Regions from separate parts of the Mus musculus genome. Here region 2 is linked to region 1. A link is a loop called in an ENCODE intact Hi-C map of the cell type or tissue named here. Cell type or tissue: left cerebral cortex. All regions are shown on one strand.

Evidence for each region. Hi-C counts contacts between places; a loop is a spot of excess contacts. Peaks named below come from ENCODE experiments on the same cell type or tissue, not always from the same donor. Only the 100,000 strongest peaks of a DNase experiment are listed, where the experiment ranks them.
Region 2: a loop joins it to region 1, with 4 times the contacts of the local background. A loop is called at or near these places in 1 of 42 quality-filtered maps.

The regions. Positions count from the first base shown.
Region 1 is chr14:48,089,838-48,092,337 of GRCm38, reverse strand. No RefSeq gene overlaps it. Among named protein-coding and RNA genes, the nearest start is that of Peli2, 30 kb to the left of the region's middle. In left cerebral cortex, no CTCF peak of the experiment used is centred here; a DNase peak (open chromatin) is centred at 960.
Region 2 is chr14:48,041,290-48,043,789 of GRCm38, reverse strand. No RefSeq gene overlaps it. Among named protein-coding and RNA genes, the nearest start is that of Peli2, 78 kb to the left of the region's middle. In left cerebral cortex, no CTCF peak of the experiment used is centred here; no DNase peak of the experiment used is centred here.

The DNA.
Region 1 (2,500 bases):
ATCCAGAGAGAGCCTGACCTTGCCAATAACTTTGTTGTAAACTATGGTTTTAGACTCATTAGAGAATAAATTTCAATTGTTTCAAACCACAGTTTGTGACCATTGGCTGTGGAATCCTTAAGTAAGGAATACATCCAGCAACCCCAACTGCCACAATCTCAGGGGGAATATGCATTATGAACTTCACCTACATTATCCAAAAGAACCTTCCCAGGGAGGACAGCAGCCGACACCTGATGTCAGTTGGACAGCTGAGGAGACCGAGCATGGTAGTGTTCAGCATCTTGTCGTGGCATAGAGCTACATCTTCAACAGTTACAGCCTTTCCGTTCCAGCTTTCTCCCTAAGCAGTTCGAGTTGTTGGCTTTCTTTTGAAAATGGAACTTGTGGTCCACAGGGCAGATTTAATTCATAAAACCCTTTCCCAAGTTCCTTCTGTTTCCCTCTCTGCTAATTTGCCTCCAGATCCTTCAGGATTGTAGACTTAGACACAAGCAGGGAGGTGTCCGGGCTTCCGGGCTGCCTGAAGGGCTACAAGAGCAGAAATATGACCCTTCTGCTTTGTCTCCCCATCCCCCCACCTATTTCACTCAGATCAATTCCTTCTATGCCCAAGCTCTTTTGAGCAAACACTTCCTCCGTTCTGTTAGTTCCATCATGGTCACATGTGCTTAAGCATATTTTTTAAATTAAATGATATCAAATTTGGATCGCAGTTCCCCCTGTTCCTTCATTTTCAAAGGCAATTACACTTCTGAGTATATAATTCAGTGTGTTTCAGAAACATTCTCATGCTGGTTCATTCATTGGGATTCTCCCTTATGTTTCCTGTAAAACTCAGACACTGCCATGGTGCTGTGTTCTGGTGCCGTGTTGTGGGCTTCGGGCAGCCCCGGCCACAGTAAGAACCCGCTGCTTCCTTCTCGTGCACATCATTCTCAGCCCCGTCTCATTGGTATTTCCCAAGCCTCCCAGCATCTGTGCTGGCACACACATGTTGAACGGCTCTCCTGGAGATAGCACTATACTCCAGTTGCTATAGAAATGCAACAGGGAATGTAACTCTGGGTTCTTATGTCTCACATATTCAAATTTAGATGATGGGTAACATGTCTAGAGAAAGGGGAAAAAAAAGATGGTGCCATTTCCCATGAGACAGAATCGCAAACCTCCCATGTCATCAGACTCCTTAACTGATAAGGTGTCCAGGTAAAGACACGCATCTGTTCTACTTTATGATCTCATGACTTCAGGAAGCTTCGTTTAGTGTGACTCTTAGCCTTTGGTATCCATGCTGCCCTGAAAGCTAGTGGAGTCAGGGAGGAAGATGGGAGAGAGGACCAACATCAGTGATAGGACGTATTATTTGAGTGTTTGTGATGACAAACCACTTTTGTTTTTCTAATAACGCATTGTGAAAAGGAGAGTCAGTTGGAGACTGGTCAAACTGAGGATGCTAAGCCAAATGGATAGTATGGGGGGAAGACAGCCCACAAAATACATGCTAAGGCTTCAGAGAGAAAATTACAAGGAGCCAAACCAAGCCCTGTGTGTCTGTGGGAGGAAAGGAGGCAGAACATTCCGTTTCTGATTGTCCTTCTGAGCTAATCTTTTTTTTTTCCTTGAAAAGACATTAAAAATCAATCGAGAACACACCCTACTCTTTGGCTGTTGTTATTGTTAAGCACATGTTCAATTTAAAAGTGGCATTGTTGAGAATAAAGCAATGAAGAAATTGTCAACAAGACGGGGAGTGGGGAGGAAATAGGAAAACTGGGCTTCCCAGAAGTCAGAATTTAAAAGGGTGTTTGCCATCAAACTGTTGACAACTGGAAACATACCCCTGGCTCCCAACCTCCACTACCCCCGTGCCCCCATGCCCCAACACATGCAGCTCTAGCTTGAGAGAATGCACAGACAATCTTTTCTCAGCTGGGTTTTAAATGCCACACTGAAGCAGAGGGGAGGGAGGGGGAGATAGACTTGCTTGAGAACAGGAGACAGGACTCACACAGGTCTCCCCTCAGTGCTTCAGACCTTAGCATTTATTACTTGGCTTATGGGTCCAACTTTTGCGTACTGCAGATTACTTGTGTCAGCCAGGAATATGTCCATAAAGTTTCAGTATAAAACCTCAGCCCTCAAGGGTTTGATGGGAGCCTGAAGATGCTAACCAAGGAGGTAGAGGGATGGCTGAATTTTCATTTGCTTCTGTGTTCTTTGAGGGGACAAAGCTCCTGTTGATGAAGCTTCTAATTGCATCAGGGGAAATGGTAGCTAAGAGCTTGAATGGACAGGGTGGGGGATTTAAGTTGCTTGTTAATAACTGTCAGGGTTAGGCTCAGCTGGTACAGAGCTTCCATATTACGGATGACCCTGGGGTTGTCACCAGGCATGGTGGTAGATTCCTACAAGACTGTGATCCCAGCACTCAGCAGGTATAAGTAGGAGACAGCCTTTGCTACAGAGAGAGTTCAAAACCAGCCTAGGATACATGAGA
Region 2 (2,500 bases), 49 kb after region 1:
GACTGGCTTGCTTCTCCTGACTTGCGCAGCCTGCTGTCTTACCCACAGATGCCCTACAATGGCCTGGCCCTCCCATGTCCATCAAGAAAGTGCCTGCACAGAGTTGCCCACAGGCCAATATAATGGAGGCATTTCTTTAATTGGGGCTTCGATATTCACTTACCTATTGTCTTCATTTTTTTTTCTGTTGCTGTGACATAATACTCCAACAACAGCAACTTAAAGGAGATATCTTGCTCTAATTCACAGGGCTTGCACAGTTGGTGATGGTGGGGCAGTCATCGCAGCAGGAGCCTAGAGCATCTGGTCACAGCCAGTAGAGCACTGGACACCTGAGTGTGACTCAGTTCAGTTTTTCCACTTACACAGCCCAGTATCTTGTCCAACCAATAGTCCACCTCAATGATACAGTCAAAATAAGTGTGCCCAGGGGTCTGTCTCCCAGATAATTCTAGATCCTTTTAAGTGACCTTTACCACCAGCAATTACACAACTATTGAATCAGAATTGGTTTTTTTCACATCCATTACAAATATGGAGGAAAACAGCATGTGCTAGATTAAAGATGTCAAGTAGCATCGCTGCCTTTTGGCTAAGATCAGATGTAGAAGATGACCTTAAATACCTTAAGTCATCAGGTTTGGACCTAGACATAGGCGTACCTCAGTTTCAGTGTGCATTGCTGAGAAGGTATGGGGTGGGGTGGGGTGGGCAAGGATTGTGTTTTCTTATACACTCCCAGATGCTGATGTCCTCCTTGCTGATATATGGAGTATGTATCCCACCATATTTGTATGGGGTTGCTGTATGTTGAGACCTTCTATGAGCACGCTGTCTGATACTGTTATGGGGCAGAGGGACCCCAGCCTTCTTAATTTCAGTGAGGCCAATTTGGATCCTGTGCTATCTGAATACCAGCAGGAGACCTCAAGTAATGTGGAACAGAACAGCTCAGGTAAATTCCATCTGAATATGCCATCTATTCAATGCACTAAGATGGTTGTTTTAAACTAAGAAGTTATTACTGAACAAACTCGTGTTGTGTAGCAGAAGATCACCAAGCAGAATTTGGTTTAACATGTACTACCTACATACTAAAATCAATTAGAACATTAGGAAATACTGATTTCAACTGATTAGGTTGATCTGAAATGGGTCTTGGGCATTGATGCTTTAAAAAAAAAACCCTAAGATGCGCCTTATAATAGTAAATTTTGATGTTTGAGGCCACTGCGATGGGCAATGAAGAACCTGGAATAGGTTCACGCAGGACGCTGGTGTGACCATGTGTGTTTAACACAGTGATTGTTAACTACATGGAGGATAAATCTGGGGAGTTGAAGACTGGAGTTAAGGAAATCAGTCAGAAAGTGAAGAAGAAGATGATATGGTCTTGAGCTAGAACACCTGGAGTAGGTTGGGGAGAGCCAGGTTAATATGACAGATCGGGGAGATAAAACACTGAGTGTGAGAGAGAAACCTGGGAGGTGAAGGGAAAGGAAGGAGCCTGTGACAGAATGACAGAACCTGCGAGTGCTGCTGGGGGCCTGAGCCGATGAGAGTAACATTTGTAACAGCCTGGAGTGTCAGAAGGGAGGCAAGAGTACATTGTCTTGACAATGTGTTAACTTTAGATTAGCCACACTTTCTAGTTAAATATGTTTGGTAGCAGTTAAATACTTAAATCTTAAGCTGGGAAGAACAGTTTTGCCCAAGGTGTTGATCTCAGTGATGGTTAGTCTTATTTCCACCTTGAAAGAGTCACCTGGAGATATTCCTCTGGGCATGTTTGTGGATTGTCTTTATTGTGTCAATGGAGGTGGGAAGACCTGTGCATTGTGGGTACTGTCATGCTGTTTCTTTGGGCGGGTTCTGGACTATACACAGATTGAGAGGGAGAGGGAGTCGCAGCTCACTCTGCTTCTTGACTCCATACAATGTATTCGGCACCTCCTGTCCCTGCCTGTTTCTTACTTCCCCACTATGATGGAAGGAAACCTGGATTTTTTTCCGCTTGAATTGCTTTTGTCAGGGTATTTCATCAAAGCCACAGAAAAAGTAACTGAGATGGCATCACCCCATGGTAACGAAAAGCAAGAGATGGAATGTGATCTCCTGGAGATGGCTCTTGGTCTGCTGGGCAAATAATGCTTAGGATAAAACCTGGGCTCACCAACCTCAGTGGGGGCCAGATGGCAAGGCCTTGAAAGGACCACAAGTGAACCAGCCGAATACCCTGGTGGACGGACTAAGCCCCTGCCTTGGGATTGTACTATGAAGCAATGAGAAATGTGTAGACGGCCCAAGTCAACCTCTGCTTCATTCTTCCTCTGGGGTTTCCCTAGTCTGCCGTGTGAAAGGGCAGGGATGATGGTGTTTAAGATTAGGAGGGCTGATGAGAAACACAGGTCTCTTTTCTGCCATTCTCTGTTCTTGCAAGAAAGGTCATCCATTTCTCAGCAGAGAAGCTATTACAGAGCCAAAATGAAATGGTTCCAGG